3 separate regions of the Homo sapiens genome follow, and all the other regions are linked to region 1. A link is an interaction called in ENCODE POLR2A ChIA-PET data of the cell type or tissue named here. Cell type or tissue: HepG2. All regions are shown on one strand. Links, peaks and the distances in the headings refer to the core of each region. The heading gives the core; the rest is flanking DNA. Region 1 overlaps SIRT5 (sirtuin 5). Region 2 overlaps RANBP9 (RAN binding protein 9). Region 3 has its middle 26 kb from the start of SIRT5.

Region 1 (6,032 bases), core at 510-5,509:
CAGGCCGGAGTGCAGTGGCACGATCTTGGCTCACTGCAACTTCTGCCTCCCAGGCTCAAGGGATTCTCCCACCTCAGCCTCCCAAGTAGCCGGGATTACAGGTGTGGACCACCACGCCTGGCTAGTTTTTGTATTTTTAGTAGAGATGGGGTTTCGCCATGTTGGCCAGGCTGGTCCTGAACTCCTGGCCTCAAGTGATCCTCCAGCCTCAGCCTCCCAAAGTGCTGGGATTACAGGCATAAGCCATTGTACCTGGCCAGTAAAAGATTTTCATGCATAAAAATATATTACATTAGTATAAATTCTGTAGTAGTGATAGAATGGAAATACAAGTTCAAAGAGAAAAGAAAAAATGCAAAGTTTCCAATTGTTAAGGAAGGGCTTGTATATTTATTTTGTAAATGGATGGTGGTATGTACCAGATAGTTATAACATTCAGATTGGACTGGATACATTTTAAACAATGATATGGTAGTTTTTATTTTAAAATGTCAGTGTTTCAGCCAGGCACAGTGGCTCACACCTGTAATCCCAGCACTTTTAGGAGCTTGAGCTAGGCAGATTGCCTGATGTCAGTAGTTTGAGACCAGCCTGGGCAATGTGGTGAAAACCCGTCTCTACTAAAAAAAAAATACAAAAAATTAGCTGGGTGTGGTGGCGCACGCCTGTAGTCCTAGCTGCTTGGGAGGCTGAGGCAGGAGAATTGCTTGAACCAGGGAGGCGGAGGTTGCAGTGAGTCGAGATCGTGCCACTGCAGTCCAGCCTGGGCAACAGAGCCAGACTCTGTCTCAAACATCAATAAATAAATAAAATGGCAGTGTTTCCAATGCACTTGGAATCACATCTCCAACTATATTTGATTTAAAAAACCTTAGATGTCAACTTTTAAAATGGGAAAGGCAAACATGAACAGTGTTTGAAAGCCTCTTTCTAGCACACCTGTGCACTCTGCTGGCCCCCACCAGTTGTAGGACAACCACGACTACAGTGTTAGCTGCACATCTGCTCACGCCACTTGCATTGGTTAATGTAATCATCCTGCTGCATTTAAAATTACGTAATAAACTGCAAAAATAGAGCTGTTAAGAGAGTTATTTCTAGGAAAACTAGTTGAATGCTTGGGAAAGACATACTGAGTCACTAAATATAATTTGGTTAAATTAGGTGTAGGTGTAAAAGATGGGGGAAGACTGCTTCACATGTTTCTTTTCCTAAGTTCTTGCTCTCCTTTAAAAGAAAAAAAAAAAACAGACAAATATCAAAAACCAGAAGTTGTAATCCAGTGTTTGCCAAGGTTTCTTGGTAAGAATTACCTGGGTCATTTGCTAACTACACAGATAAACAGGCATCTTCCCCCTAGAAATTCTGATTCAGGAAGTCTAGGTGGGGGCCTTGGGATCTGATTTTCCTGGTTGTCTGTTTTGTTTTATAAAATAAGGGCTGGAGTCATTCGTATCTTCAGGGGTATTTGGGGAACACGAGGAAGATTATGGATACGACAAGAAAGGTGAGCTCCAATCAGCAGATCCCTACTCAAACAAAAGGCCTTTAGCTCTATTCCAAAAAAAAAAAAAAAAGCAGGCCAAGTGTGTTGGCTCACGCCTGTAATCCCAGCACTTCGGGAGGCTAAGGCAGGTGGATCTCTTGAGGCCAGGAGTTTGAGACCTGTCTGACCAACATGGTGAAATCCCGTCTCTACTAAAAATACAAAAATTAGCCAGGTGTGGTGGTGCACGCCTGTAATCCCAGCTACTCGGGAGGCTTAGGTGGGAGGACTGCTTGAGCCCGGGAGGCAAAGTTTCCAGTAAACCAAGATTGCGCCACTGCACTCCAGCCTGGGCAACAGAGCAAGACTCTGTCTTAAAACAAAACAAAACAAAAAACAAACAAAAAGCAAATGAAGGTAGATTTATGCTTTATATCAAAATGTTTAAAGTATGTATGTGTCCTTTTCTATTAGTCTTGTTTTCAGTGGCTTTTTGAATGAACAGACCAACTAAGCCCTGACTGCATGGACTAGGAGGGCTTCCCTACCCGCCCTTGACAGCACAGCCAGGGAGAGCGCTGGACTTCCCTAACACACACGGTCAACTATCGCTTCAAAGCAGTGACCTCTTCACACCCTAGATAGGTAACTATATAACCACAACAATCTATAAAACTCTTCTACCTAACAATTCCTTAGACTTCTAAACTCCAACAGCAGGTAGCTTGGGTGTCTTCCCTCCCCAGAGCCCCCAACTCCATTACTTTACTGCTCGCCTCTCCTGGGACTTCCTCACTCCACTCCAGCCACACTGAGGGGCCTCTGCTCCAGGTGGTCCCAGTGTCTGAAAAGCTCTTATCCCAGATTATGTCTTCGGCTGCCTCCTTCACCTCCTTCAAGTCTTTGCTCCAATCTCTTCTTAATGAGGTTTGTGCATCTTTACTTTGTGCAGTCTCTTAGCACCTGCTCACGTGCTGTAGAATGTGTACCTTATGTTCACTGCTTACCTGTCTGCCTCAACCACTAGAATATAATCTTTCCTTGGTAGATATTTGTTTTGTTTACTGATATATCCTATCTTAAGCACTTAGAAAAGTGTCTGATACATAGTGGATACTTACAAATATTTGTGGACTTTAATTAAATTCCAACATTTAGAGAAATTTAAAGATCAACAGGGCACAACATAGTGGCTGCAGGGCACAGTGGGCCAAAGGTGCTTTGAAGGCCCTGGCCACCAGCTCCCTGCAGCGACAGTCCCATTTTTGCCTCAGCGAATGTACAAATCCTACAAGCCAAGGCCCCCTGGGGTTGAGTAACAGTCAAAACACTGAGGTTTAAATTCAAAAATGCCTAGGGTTTATTGGAATAGTCAGGGTTTATCAGAAATCATCCAATATAAGCATCGGACATGGGGAAAACGACAAAACCAAAACTGGAACTAATTAACACCTTGAAAATAGAAATACATTCCTGTGGGAGGAGAATTCTATGCCTTTGTCACTAGATTAGAACTGGGGCAAAGAATCTGAACAACTTGTGTAAGGCCTAAGGTGTCTTGTGAGATCCAAATCCTTATTAAAATATAGGCAGCATTCTAGCTGCCTATTTAGGTAACAAAGAAAATCAGGTTAAAAGTAGCAGAGAACATTATTCCATTTTTTTTTTCTCCGTAACCTAGAGCAGGGGTTAGAAAACTTTTTCTGTAAAGGGCCACACAGGACATATTTTAGGCTTTGCAGACCAGCCAGTCTCTGTTGCAACTATTCACCTCTGTCATCCTAATGCAAAAGCAGCCACACACAATATACAAACATATGGCCACAGCTGTGTTCCAATGAAACCTTATTTACAGATACAGGTGGTGGGCAAATTTGGCCCACAGGCAGTAGTTTGCTGACCCCTGACCTAGGGTAAAGTTCAACCAAAATCTGTTAAGCACGAGATATACAATTCTGCCATTGTTAAGCTCTGTGTTTAAACAGTCCTCTCAATTGCTCCAGGGTTGGTTTCTGCCTTTGAAAAATTGAGTAGGATGAGATGACTATCACCAGCATCTCTTCTAAATGTCAGCTTTGATGATGCCAAGAAAAAAGCATTGCTGGCTTCATTGATCAGTTACTCCTTCATTGATGAGATGACAGTTCTTGTGGTCAGTCTGGTTGATAAGTAGCTTGCCAAATTGATAAGAATTTCTAACTAGCAAGTAGCCTGTTTGTTAGAGACAATCATAGGTTTTCAAGACAATATGAAGCTGAAGAATTTTGGCTGAAGTAGCAGCTGAAACAGGTCTGTGGTTTTAGGAGGCTTGACTTGAGCAGTGATATATATTACATGCCAAGAATCTCTCCTGAACTGGCAGGAAAAACCACCAAGTTCAGTTTCTTTCACATGAAGACACAGCCACCATATCCAAGGGATGCTGGGCCCCTGCTGCTCAGTCCATGGCATGGGAGGTGGGGGCCAACTCTAAACTTGGGTTGTGGAAATACTCCAGTTTTATTTTCTTCTTTTTCTCTATCTGCATTTTCTTGCTTTTCTACAATGATGACTTGTTTTAATTCTTTATAATAATTAGAGATGAGATGGAGATCAAATGACTGAAAAGAAACCACATTAGAAGAACCAAACTGGGGACATAGCTCAGGTCCTGCTTCACAAAGTTTATCCTGTCCCACTCTTCGAGTTTTCTGATGGTCTTTCAAACAGACAGGAGGCTTGAGCTGCCTAGCTCCGGTATTACTACGCTTAGTCATGCTAAGTGGCCCAGCTGCTCCACATAGGTGCCACAACACAAATCAGACGGAGGCTCAATGTGCATTTTTCAGGAGATAAGTTAGAAGATCATTTAACTTTTTATCTAACAGCTTTATTGAGATTTGATTCACATACAATCCACCTATTTCAAATATATAATTCAGTGGCTTTTAGTGTATTCACAGAATTATACAACCATCACCACAATCAACTTTAGAGCATTTTTAACAACCTCAAAGAAACTTGTTCTCATTAGCACCCACTCCCAATTCCTCCCTACTCCCAGCCAAAACAACCACTCATCTACCTTCTCTCTATTGATCTGCCTATTCTAGATATTTCGTATAAATGAAGTCATACCATATATGGTCTTTTATGACTGGCTTCTTTCACTTAGCATAACGTTTTCAAGGGTCATCCATGTAGTAGCATGTATGGATATCTCGTTCTTTTTATGGCTAAAATATAGTCCATTGTACAAACATACCAAATTTTATTTATTCATCCTTCAGTCGATGGACGTTTGGGTTGTTTCTACTTTTTCCATTAACAAGTTGCTATGAACATTTGTGTACAGATTTTTGTGTAGATGTATGATTTCATTTCTAGGACTATATACCAAGGAGTAGAATTGCTAGATCATATAGTAACCCTATATTTAAATGCCACATTGTTTTCTAAAATGACTGCGCCATTGTACATTCTCATCAGCCATGTATGAGGGTTCCAATTTCCTCACCAACACTTGTGATTTTCCTTTATCTTAAAAATTATAGCCACGCTTGTGGCTGTGAAGTGGTATCTCACTGTGGTTTTGCTACTGAACATCATTTCAATATGCTTATTGGCCATGTGTATATATTTGGAGAAATGTCTTTTCAAATATTTTGACCTGGTTTTTAATTGGATTGTCTTTTTATTATTTATAGTTGTAAGAGTTCTTTATATATCCTGGATACAAATCCCTTATCAAATATCAAATATTAGACTTACAAATATTTTCTCCGATTCTATGGGTTGTCTTTTTTTTTTTTTTTTTTTTGAGACGGAGTCTGGCTCTGTCGCCCAGGCTGGAGTGCAGTGGCGCGATCTCGGCTCACTGCAAGCTCCACCTCCCGGGTTCACGCCATTCTCCAGCCTCAGCCTCCCGAGTAGCTGGGACTACAGACGCCCACCACCACGCCCGGCTAATTTTTTGTATTTTTAGTAGAGACGGGGTTTCACCGTGTTAACCAGGATGGTCTCGATCTCCTGACCTCATGATCCACCTGCCTCGGCCTCCCAAAGTGCTGGGATTACAGGCGTGAGCCACCGCACCCGGCCTGTGGGTTGTCTTTTTACTTAATCGATGGTACCCATTGGAATACAGAAGTTTTAAATTTTGATAAAGTCCAATTTATCCATTTTTCTTATGTTACTTGCTCTTTTGGTGTCATATCTAAGAAAGCTTTAACCCAAGGTTACAAAGATTTACTCCTACATTTTCTTTTGACATTTTATACTTTTAGCTCTTACATTTAGGTCTATGATCCATTTTGGGTTATTTTTTGTAATGGTGTGACAGAGGGGTCCAAGCTTATTCTTTTGCATGTGGGTATCCAGCACTATTTCTTGAAAAAGACTGTATTTCATCAAATTGTCTTGCCACTCTTTTCAAAAATCAGTTGACCATGAATGTGAGGTTTGTTTTATTGTTCTGTTTTGTTTTGTTTTTTACTGGACTCTCAATTCTACTCCACTGATTCTATATATCTATCCTATGCCAGTGCCACACTGTCTTGATTACTGC
Region 2 (6,032 bases), core at 298-5,297, 55 kb before region 1:
ATAGGAATTTTCCCCTAGTATAGAAAAATACATTGATTGGTTTTGAATGTTAAACCAATCTTTTGTTCTTGGGTTAAACACTATCTAGTAATCATATGTTATCGTTTTGATACATTATTAGAATTTCTTTTTATTTACTGACCTTTATGTCTCTGCTATTTTTAGCCATTCTAGATTTTGTGTATCTTTTTTCATAACCTGTTGAGAATTAATATTGAACCATTTTATGTAAAATATAGAAACTTGCATTTCTACATTTATCACTTCCTCCTGTCCTTGCTGTAATTGTCATATGTATTACATCTATGGTATGTTATAAACTACACAATACATGTTACCATTTTTGCTTTAAAGAGTCGTGTTTTAGGAAAATTAAGAGCATTTTTTTAAGTGTAGGTTTGCTAGCAACACATTATGTTTTTCTTTTATCTGAAAATGTGTTTGTTTCACTTTTATTCTTAAGAATATTTCTCTTGAAAATAACATTTTGTGTTGGCAGGCTTTTGGGTTTTTTTTCTTTTTAGCACTTTTAAAGATTTCATTCCACTGTCTTCTGGCCTTATATTTTCTAATAAGTCAGTGGAAATTCAACTCAGTGTTCCTGTGAAAGTAATATGTCGTTTTTCTCTAGCTGTTTTCTGCACTTTTTTTCTTTTTTGTTAGTTTTCAGCAGTTCAGCTGTGATTTGTGCCTAGGTGTGGTTTTCTTTTTATTTAATTAATGTTTGCTGAGCTTCTTGAATCTATACGTTTTTGTCTTTTACCAAATTTGGGGAATTATTTTCAATTTCTTTTCTGTCCTATTCTCTTTTTCCTTGGGATTGGTTATATGTATTTTGATACTGTTCCAAGGACTCTTTCCCCCCATACCCCTACCTTTTTTTCTCTGTCCTTCAGATAAGGTCTGTTTTCATGTTACTATTTGTTTTGCCATCTTCAGTCTGCCATTAAGTACATCAGTAAAGATTTATTTCATACAGTTTTCAGCTCCAGAATTTCTGTTTGGTTCTTGTTTTTGTTTGGGCTGCAGTAACAAAACACCTTAGGCCGGGTAATTTATTGTATAAACAGCATACATTTATTGCTCACAGTTCTGGAGGCTTGAAAGCCCAAGTTTAAAAGGTTCCAGCAGATTCAGTTTCTGGTGAGAACTCTCTGCTTCATAGAAAACACCTATGTGTCCTTACATGGCAGAAGGGGCAAACAAGCCTTCTCACGCCTCTTTTATTAGGGCAAAAATCCCATTCCTGAGGGTGGAGCCTTCATGACCTCCCAGAGGCCCCATCTCATAATACCACCATATTAGGGACCGGGTTTCAACATAAGAATTTTGGGGGACACACGCATTCAGACCATAGTAGTCCCTTTTTATTGATTCTTTTTCTTTTCTGGAATTTCTTTTCATTCAAAGCAAGAGTATTTCTCCCTACATCTTGTGCATTGTAACAGTACCTGGTTTAAATTTTTTTGTCTGCTAATTCTCACATCTGGATTGTCTCAGGGCCATTCCCTGTTTGTGCTTTCTTTTGAGCATGGATATTTTTTGTTCCTTTGTATGTCGGGTAATTGTGTTCTAGCACATTATGTATGGATGATAGATTTTAAAACTCTGAATAGTATTTTTTAAATTGATAATGACTTTTAGTGATATATTTTGTCATTTTCTGTGCTGATTGTTTCCTTGTCCATGCTTTTCTTCTATTTTCACTTGTCTCCCTGCTGCTAAAGTATGTCGTCAGATAGTTCTTTTGTGACAGTCTGTGTATAGTAAACCATTAGCTTTTATGTGTCTTAAAATATCTTATTTTTTCCCTCATTCTTGCTGCATTACCTGGGACCTAAGTTCTAGGTAGACAGTTACTTTACTTTCAATACTTTGAACATATTGTGCCATTGTTTTTCGTCATCAGTTGTTGCTGGGGAGAAGTCTGAAGTCAGTCTAATTGCCATTTCTTGCTAGGTAATCTGCTTTTCTTTCTGGTAGCTTTTAAGATTATGCCCGTGATTGATATTCTACAGTGTGTCTTATGTGTGACTTAATTTTTATCTTCCTCAGTATGTAGTGTGTATTTTCAGTTCAACAACATGTTTTTCAATTCTGGAAAATTACTATCTAAATTATCTCAGCAAATATTGGTACACCACTGTCCTTATATCTTAGTGATTATGTTTTTTTCTTTTAGTATATTCCTAAATATACTTATTTTTATGTTTTTTTAAAATCATACTATCCATTGGGTGATATCATCTAGAATGAATTCATGTTCCAGCCATTTATTTTATTGGTCTTTCTCTTTTTTTCTCATTTTTTTTCCCACATGCCTGTTGTGTCACATTTGTTGATATTATATTTTAGAATTTTGTCCTTGCAGCCTTATTTTGATTGGGAAGTTTAACATTTTTCTTCATTTTGCCCATCTGTCTTTTTCTATGCTTATTTTCTTTCTTACAGTTTTTACTTGATTTTCAATTCATTCCTCCCAATCCAAAACTAGGTTTGTATTAGAGTTTCCGGGTTCTTGCTTCAGCATGATATTGAGAGTATTGCAGGTTCTGTCATGGATCCATTCAATAACTAACTGGTTTAGATCCTGGTTAAGAGGTTTCTCCTCTCTCTTTCCCCTTAACTACACCACAATGTCAAATAAGCTCTAGCTTAGGCAACAGGGGATATCAGTATATTCTTAGCTTCCTTTCAAGAGGAGAAGGCTATTCCAGCCTTTGGCTTTAAGCAGTAAGCATAGCTAATACTCCTCTTATGGAACATTTTTAGTCCTTGTTTACCCAGAGGAGGGGGAACTTTGAGCCACTATTGAGTGCTCATAGACTCAGAGCTTTGCAGGTCCACAGCTTATATCCCCATTCACAGCCTTGTGTTTCTTCTCATCTTCTTGTGACTTAGCCTTTCTAAATAAAAAGTAATACTTAACATTTTATATTGTACTTCTAGCAAAGGGGCTGAATCAAAATACAAACTTAATGAGCCTTCTTGACTAGACATCTATGTGTTGTTTCTTAATGTTTTGTCACTCTTGTCTCACTTGGCATATGCTCATAGTAGTAATATTGCTCTTGTGAATCTGAGTTTTAATTTCTAGTAGGGAAAACTCTGAGTTTTCTTTTTTAAAATTTTGTCTTGATCAAAATTATATATTTTTACATATGAACTTTGAAATAATTTTGCTCAGTTTTAAAACTTCTGTTGGAATATGTCTTGAAATGTATAAATGTGTGTCTACATCATTTTAGAAAGGTTGTCCTCCTTTTTTTGTTTTTGCCCTCCAGCCTGAGTGACAAGAGTCCTGGTCTATCACTCAGGGTGGAGTGCAGTGGTGTGATCATTCATGTCTCACTGCAGCCTCAACCTCCTGGGGTCAAGCAGTCCTCCCACCTCAGTCCCCCACATAGCTAGGACCACAGGTGTGCACCACCGCACACAACTGATGGTTTTGTTTTTTTTTGAGACAAGGTTTCCCAATGTTGCCCAGGCTGGTCTTGAATTCTTGGGCTCAAAAGATCCTCCTGCTTCAGTCTCTGAAAGTGCTGGGATTCCAGGTGTGAGCCTCTGTGCCTATCTGAAAGATTGCCATTTTTATGCTCTCCAGTTATCCAGAAGTTAACTATATCCATTTATATACAGCTTTTAATATGTAATTTTGAGCCTTCCTTGAGAACCTTATTCCTGTTTTATGTTTTCTGTAGTTATTGTGGCTGTCCAGCTGGCTATACTAGAAGAAATATTAAAATGTTCCTCTTACATGTAGTCACTTTGCCAGAATGCCTAAATAATTATAAAAGGTTTTGGTAGATTCTGTGGTTTTCTATGTATATAATCATACCAACTACAAATAAAGGTACTTTTATATCTTTTAACATTTATGCTAGTCATTTAGTTTTCTTATTTTATTAAGCTTTCTAAAGCCCCTAAAACAGTATTTAACAATTATAGGCATCTCTTTGTTCTTGATTTTAGTGGAAATGCCTTCAGTGTGTTTTACTGTTGAATATCTTGCTTGCTGTATTTGGGGGAAAAGTCTCATAGTTAAATAATTTCCTTTTATTCTTATTTTATTGGAGTTCTTATTAGGAATGGTGGCCGAATTTTATCAAATGCCATTTAAAACCTTGATAACAATAATGGGCAATTAGCCTTTTAACAAACTGGATTCAGTTTGCTTTTTATTTTGTTTTTCCTTTTGTGTTAATACTTACAAGTGTATTGTGTTATGTTTTCTTCCTTTGAACTATATTTATCAGGTTTTGTTGTTAATGTTTTATAAGCACTTGAAAAATAATTGAATACCTTAATAATCTTCCCTTGTGTATTGTGTGGAGACTGTTTTGTTCTAACTTTATAAATTGATAATAAAGAACCCTCTGTTTAGGTAGATTTTGTCAGTTTGCTCAGTTTTAGAAAGCTAGTATAGAAAATACATACCTTGGGGTAATTTTATTAAGATATTTTTATGTGAGTTTGAAATTTTTTCCAAATATGAATCCATATTTCCGTGTGTGTGTGTGTGTGTGTGTGTGTGTGTGTGTGTGTATGTGTGTGTGTGTGGGGTCTAAATTTGTACTGTGTCCCTTGGGAAACACATTTGTTTCCTTAACATTTTTTTTCCTTCTGCAATCCCTCTGTGCTTTTTTTGTGAGAAATCTTAATCCCAAACATTTATCTGTAAATAAGTTGGCGAGATTTTTTATAGGTGTCAGTAGAGTGCATAGCTGTATATTAATGCTTTGTGTGTATTTATGAATTATTACCATATGAGTTTGCTGTGAAGTCTGAGTATTACTGGTACTTAATATTGCCCGTTGTTGTTACATAATAAATTGTAATAAAATTTTTGTTGCTACCTTAGGAGTTCCAACTTGGGCTTGGTTCTGATATTGTTTGAGACTGTTTGGTAATTTATACATATATGACTGTAATAATGTCCTTTTCTTCTCTCCCCCAACCTCCGCCAACAGTTACATGGGAATTGGTCTTTCTGCTCAAGGTGTGAACATGAATAGACTACCAGGTACACTTGTAATTGAATTACAGTATTATGTCTTATGAGTAGCTCTTTCTGGTTAAATTTTTCAAGTAAGAAATTGTAATATTTAAAGATACTGATTTTCTGTGTTTTTAATCATCATTATGAATTTTAAGTGAAAGCTGAGTGGGGTTTTTTTGTTTTGTTTTGTTTTTGAGACAGAGTCTCACTGTGTCACCCAGGTTGGAGGGCAGTGGCGCAGTTTTGGCCCACTGCAACCTCTGCCTCCTGGGATCAAGCGGTTTTCCTGCCCTCAGCCTCCCAAGTAGCTGGGATCACAGGCATGCGCCACCAGGCCCGGCTAATTTTTGTATTTTTAGTAGAGATGGGGTTTTGCCATTTTGGCCAGGCTGGTCTCGAGCCCCTGACCTCAGGTGATCCACCTGCCTCGGCCTCCCAAACTGTTAGGATTACAGGCGTGAGCCACCATGCCCAGCCTGCTGAGCGGTTTTTAATAAATTTAAATTTCACACTATTTAGTAAAACATATAGTATATATATCATGCTTTTTTTTGTATTTTTATATTTTTAAGTTTTAGTACATAGTAATATCAGCTACTTTAAATATTTTAATGTGGCTAGTTATATTGGCTACCCATCACATTTTTGACTTTTAACCCATCTTAATATTCAGGGAATATCGACTAATACTTAAAGTAAACTAAGGAAGAGATGAATTGAGATCCAGACCTGTTTCCCAGTACCACTTATGAGAAGGAAGTGATTCTTGGATTATGTCTTCTAATACTCTCTTTGCTAAAATTAAAAATTAATTTTGGCGAGACTTTTTGAAGTACAAGGCAAAACTGTCAATGTCAAACTACATGAAGTACCTTAAAGAAACAAACCAAGACAATGTAGTTGCATCTGATTGTAATCACATATGTTACCTTGACATGCTTTGTTTTGTACCCTTTTGCTTAAAATTATACTTGAAAGAGGGTTTAATTGAGGTTTTTATTATTTGAAAACTCCTTATAGAAGTAACTGATAA
Region 3 (6,032 bases), core at 693-5,692, 57 kb after region 1:
ATTTTGAGTCTACCTGGCCATATGGTGTGAAGTGTGGATCTAGCTCTATCTTATTTCAAATGGCTGACCAATTACCCCAATACCTTTTGCTAAAAAGTTGGTCTTTATTCCATGAACTGGAGATGACACCTTTGTCATATATTAAATTTCTCTGTAAGGTTGAATCTCTCTGTGGGCCTTCTATTCTACTCCATGGATCTGCCTGTCTTTCATGCATAATACCATACTGTTTTTATTACTAAGGCTTTGTGTGTTTTAATATCTGGTAGGACTTGTCCTCTCTCAATGTGTTTCCTCTTAGAATTTCTCTGGCTTTTCTTGCTTATTTATTTTCCCAGATGAATGTCAAAATCAACTCCAATATTTCCAGAAAAAAATGGTTATGTTTACTGAAATAGCATTAAAAACAGATTAAGAATGTTGGCTGAAATAAAAATTAATGATGAAGTTTGAAAATAATCAAATAAATCTTTCAGAAAAAAATGGACAAAAAGAAAATTTGAGAGAGAAAAAAAATATCTGAAAGCTCAACTCAGGAGGTCAAATGATCAACTAGTAGGCATTCCAGAAAGTGAACACAGAGAAAATGAAGGAAAGGAAATTAATAAGGAAATAATTTTTTAAATGTTTAACATGAGCTTCCTGACTAAAACAGCCCAGTATATTCCCAACACAATATGTAAACACATATTCCCTCTCCCTCCTTATTCCCGCCCTCTCCCCAGGAATAATTTGAAAACACCAGAGATAAAGATTATAAAACCTTCCAGAAAAAATAATAGGTCACAATCAAATTAATGAAAATTACAATAGCATTAGGCTTCTCAACAGCTCCGCAGGGTTCTTGAAGAATCTCTAAGAACAACACAGGATTCTTGAGCAATGCCTTAAAATTCTGAAGAATAATTATTTTCCACATAAACTTCTGTGCACAGGCAAACTACTAGTCAAGAGTAAGAACCAAATAAAGACATTTTAGTTAGACATTTAAGGACTCAGAAAAATTTATATCTGATGCACACACCTTTCTGAGAGGGTTACTTGGAGGATGTTCTCTATCAAAATGAGGAAATAAACCAAGGAATAGTGAAAGATAAGGAAGTCAGTGGCTGCAGCAGGCCTCAGCAGGACTTATGGTTCTTAGATGTGGCTGTACATTAAAATTGATTGGGGAAACTTATTAAGCATATGATTATATCCCTCCACTTCACCCTCCCCATCTCCAAATTCTGATTTAATTTCTCTGGAGTGGAGCCCAGGTTTTAGTGTTTCTTCAAAGTTTCCCAGGTAATTCTATTGAGCAGCAAAGGTGAGAAACACCAAATTATGAAGAAAAGTATCTTTCTATATACAGACTTTTAGTCATTATGGATGGAACAATCATTTGCTGCTTTTATTGTGTTTTTCAGCCAGATCTGCAGGTCAGAACTTTAAACCACAGGTGAATTCCATGTATGATACAGAGTATTTATGTATTAACTACTAGCTTTAAATGGTTAATATTCACAGGGGAAATACAATAGGTTTTTAGAGTTTTTCAATATATCAGAGAAAAAAACAAAAAAGATAAGAAGGCTGGGCGCAGTGGCTCATGTCTGTAATACCAGAACTTTGGGAGGCCAAGGTGGACGGATCACGAGGTCAGGAGTTCGAGACCAGCCTGACCAACATAGTGAAACCCCATCTCTACTAAAAATACAAAAAAATTAGCTGGGTGTGGTGGCGGGCACCTGTAATCCCAGCTACTTGGGAGGCTGAGGCAAGGAGAATCGCTTGAACCTGGGAGGTGGAAGTTGCAGTAAGCCAAGATGGTGCCACTGCACTCCAGCCCAGGTGACAGTGCGAGACTCCATCTGAAAAAAAAAAAAAAAAAGATAAGAATAAGATGCAATGATTGGGGGACAGTTTGTAAATTTCTAACCTTTGTAAGAAAGTAGGGATGCCTTGAACGCTACTCTTTAATATTCTTTAAAAGAAACAACAAACGTAAATAACCCTCTCCATTGGTAAATAGAGTGCTCTCATTAATTTCTTGGTAGGAAGAGTCTCCCCATTAAGCTAAAGGGCACAAGTCATAGATCCTGTATAACTAGGATTAACTAGTTTTTGCCTGGTGTGGCCGACACCAAGACTTTCTCTGCCTTCTCCTGCTCCACTCAGCTATCAGTGTCTTTGGCAACACCAAGGTATTGGTTTCTAGATCATAATTTTTGCCTGGATAACTAAGGGCCAGGGCCTGACTTGGTTTTTTGTTTTTGTTTTGCCAATTAATAGATACAGGACCAGTGCCACCATAGCCTTGCCTCTTGTGAACACTTCAGATGTTCTGAAAAGTGATCGGATGAATGATGTTTTGGGCATCCTGAAAGAACATGATCGTCCCAGGCTGGGCTTCTAGAGGAGTACCTCCATCTGCCCAGTCACCAACAGCCCTCTGGTGGGAAATGAGTAGAAGAAATTGGGGAAGATTTTAATTTCTTTTCTTTCTGTGTTAGTTTGTTCTTGCACTGCTATAAAGAAATACCCAAGACTGGGTAATTTATAAAGAAAAGAGGTTTAATTGGCTCACAGTTCTGCAGGCTGTACAGGAAGCAGGCTGGGGAAGCCTCAGGAAACTTACAATTGTGGTGGAAGGCAAAGGGGAAGCAGGCACATCTGACATGGCTGGAGCAGGAGGAAGAGAGTGAAGGAGGAGGTGCTGCTACACACTTTTAAACAACCAGATCAAGTGAGAACTAACTCATTATCACGAGAGCAGCAAGGGGTCAGTTCACCCCCATGATCCAATCACCTCCCACCAGGCCCCTCCTCCAACATCCCACCAGGTCCCTCCTCCAACATCCCACCAGGCCCCTCCTCCAACACTGGGGATTGCAATTCGACATGAGATTTGGGCGGGAACACAAATCCAAACCATATCTCTTTCTTTCTTTCCTTTTTTTAGAGATAGACTCTTACTCTATTGCTCAGGCTGGTTTCAAAATCCTGGGCTCAAGTGATGCTCCCCTCTCAGCCTTCCAAATAGCTGGGAGAGCATGCGTGTGCCACCTTTAGTTTCTTTTTTAGTTAACCTAAGGGATTTGGACTTTACACTTTAATTCACAAGGGTAAACATATTGGATTAATTCCTTTGAACTGTAACATAAAATTCCTGGACTTTAACTTCTTTGAGATTTTAATCTTTGAACTTTGAATCCATGGTGACTTCATGACAGGAGGCATGTGTTGTTGGCATTTTATTGTCATTATGATGTCATTTGAGCTCACTGCACAACCTTTGGTAGGCTGTACTGAACAACATGATGAACTTAATTTGGGATGGAAAATAGAAGAGGAAGTAGATTTATAGCTTTTTAGTACCTCAGAGTTAATTTGATTAATGTGGGGGTGGGGGGGATGGATCTAGGTTTTGTGAGGCCTGATGTGTATACAATATGAGGGAAACTTTTAAGAACAAAATTATGAATATCAAAGTAGATATGAAAGTGAATATTTGTTTAGATTGAAAACAGAAGTCACAGCCGGGCACGGTGGCTCACGCCTGTAATCCCAGCACTTTGGGAGGCCGAGGCTGGCGGATCATGAGGTCAGGAGATTGAGACCATCCTGGCTAACACGATGAAACCCTGTCTCTACTAAAAATACAAAAAATTAGCCGGGTGAGGTTGCGGGCGCCTGTAGTCCCAGCTACTCGGGAGGCTGAAGCAGGAGAATGGTGTAAACCCGGGAGGCAGAGCTTGCAGTGAGCTGAGACGGTGCCACTGCACTCCAGCCTGGGCAACAGAACGAGACTCTGTCTCAAAAAAAAAAAAAAACAAAAAAAGAAAAGAGAAATCACAACAAGTTATGATTTTATAAAACTGACAAAGACCACAAATACTGCTCATCTAGAAATTGACATGTTAATATTATTTTTAACCAAAAAATATATTTATTAAATACATATTAATAAATATTGTCACTCTTCTACATTATTTTGAAAGCTTGTTTGAAGGTTCTAGCAGGGGAGCGCAGCTGCTTGTATACCCTTGACTGAAGACCGGTCCTCCTCTATCAGGGACGGTTGTCCTCTTCGACCGAGTGCGCAGCTTCAGGAGGGACACACATAGAGTGGTAAGGGAGGAAGGGGACACCCACCTAGCCAGCCAGATCAGCCGAATCAACCCTGACGATTAGTGGGGTGACAGATGTCGCAGCCAGATTGGCCTCACATCCTCTCTACATTATTTTGGCTGCATACTTTTTGATTACCCCTTCACAAAACAATGGTTTTATAATATCATTTTATGTAGAAAGAATAGAAAGACAATTCAGTCTTCCAGCGTGGTTAAATAAAATTTCCCTCAATTGCACAACATTTTTCATTAGCAACAAAACTTTACTTGGAGATCTTGAGCTTGATCTTAAACCAAATATAAAAGGGACGATGACTTCTGTGTAAATCATTTTCCCAAAGAAAAAGGCACAAAGGGATTACTTGTATCAAATTCATCACTTTGCTGATTCTCTTTCCTGAGAATCAATGAGGAAGGTGTGGCAAGACTGTTTGGGAAAAAAAATCCCTCTTCACAGTACCAGAAAAATGGAGTTAGAGGATTGTCTCTCCTACTGTCGATGAAAAAAATTAAACTCTGTAAAATATTTGATGAGATTTATTATGAGCCAAATATGAGTGATCAATGGCCTGTGACATAGCTGTCAGGAGATCCTGAGAACATGTGCCCAAGGGAGTCAGCCTACAACTTGGTTTTATACATTTTAGGGAGACATAAGACATCAATCAATACATATAAGATGTACATTGGTTTGGTCCAGAAAGGCAGGACAACTGGAAGTGGGGGCTTCCAGTCATAGGCAGATTCAAAGATTTTCTCATTGGAAATTGGTTGAGTTATTATCTAAAGACCTGGAATCCGTAGAAGGGAATGTCTGGGTAAAGATAAGGGGTGGTGGAGACCAAGGTTTCATCATGCAGATGAAGCCTCCAGGTAGGAGGCTTCAGAGAGAATAGATTGTAACCATTTCTTATCAGACTTAGAGTCTCTTCTATCACCCTTAAGATGTGTTTTAATGTTACTGTTGATCAGATGTGTCTGAATTACAAAAGGGAGGAGGGAATAATGAGACATGCCCAACTCCCGCTTCCTGTCATGGCCTCAACTAGTTTTTCAGGTTAACTTTAGAATGCCCTTGGCTGAGAAAAAGGGTCCATTCAAATGGTTGGAGGGCTTAGAATTTTATTTTTGGTTTACATTACCTTCCCCAGCATTTTGCTCCAATAACTTGTTGGGCATAACCATTAAATCTACGGTCAAAAGAATGCTGTTGGTCCCCTTGGAGGAGAAGACCACAGTGGATCAGGGAGGTCCTGCTCCTACCTTCCTTCAAAACCAGGCCCTGCTGTTTTGCAGCAGCTGTTGGCTATATTGGCAGGCAGCATTGATTTTTGTCCTCAGAAATGTTCTCAAAGTGGCTCAGAAGCCCAGAAGTACATTTATTTTAAAGCAAATGAAATTTAAGTTCTAGAGCTCCTCCATTGTGCAGGCCTCTTCAGAGGCTCACTGTATTCCATAGAGAAAAAAGCTAGGTCTTTATTGCCTTCTGCAACATCACCAAAGATCTGGGCCTCAAGTGGCTCAAGCCATCTTTCTGCCTAGGGAGAAGTGAAATTTGTTAACACCAATAAGGCAAAGAGAAAGGTAATTCTCTGCTTCTGACATGGAAAACAGGATTATGCAGCAAGATTTCAGCCATGGGAGGCAGGCTATAGTGTTAAAAAGGGATTTTCTAAATGCCTTTATCCACCCTCCTTTTCTCTCACCCTGAGACCAAGCATGCCTTTTTCCCTGCTAAATCTCTAGTGCCTCCAGAGCTCCTGGGACAAAGCTGGCACTCAATTAATACAAGCTGAATAAGTCAGTGAATATATCCAGAATCTAATCCTGTTAATGCATCAAAGGATACTGTCAAGAGAGTGAAAAAGCAACCCACAGAATGAAAGAAAATATTTGCAAATCACATATCTGATAAGG

The links. ChIA-PET counts read pairs that join two places held together with the same protein. Peaks named below come from ENCODE experiments on the same cell type or tissue, not always from the same donor. Only the 100,000 strongest peaks of a DNase experiment are listed, where the experiment ranks them.
Region 2: POLR2A ChIA-PET joins it to region 1 with 6 read pairs; 10 of 35 experiments call an interaction of 5 or more read pairs at or near these places.
Region 3: POLR2A ChIA-PET joins it to region 1 with 6 read pairs; 4 of 35 experiments call an interaction of 5 or more read pairs at or near these places.

What each region holds. Positions count from the first base shown.
Region 1 is chr6:13,602,530-13,608,561 of GRCh38, reverse strand. The region is part of intron 9 of SIRT5 (sirtuin 5); the gene reads right to left. LOC105374938 (a long non-coding RNA gene) reads left to right here. Exons shown (of 2, transcript XR_007059460.1): 1 at 1-2,131. Among named protein-coding and RNA genes, the nearest start is that of NOL7, 9.8 kb to the left of the region's middle. In HepG2, for the core only: a CTCF peak has its summit at 2,762; DNase peaks (open chromatin) are centred at 2,771, 3,441 and 4,211; H3K4me3 peaks cover 324 bases.
Region 2 is chr6:13,657,771-13,663,802 of GRCh38, reverse strand. RANBP9 (RAN binding protein 9) reads left to right here. Exons shown (of 14, transcript NM_005493.3): 3 at 4,971-5,023. Among named protein-coding and RNA genes, the nearest start is that of NOL7, 45 kb to the right of the region's middle. In HepG2, for the core only: no CTCF peak of the experiment used is centred there; a DNase peak (open chromatin) is centred at 2,792.
Region 3 is chr6:13,545,887-13,551,918 of GRCh38, reverse strand. It overlaps the pseudogene RN7SKP204. Among named protein-coding and RNA genes, the nearest start is that of SIRT5, 26 kb to the left of the region's middle. In HepG2, for the core only: no CTCF peak of the experiment used is centred there; a DNase peak (open chromatin) is centred at 3,178.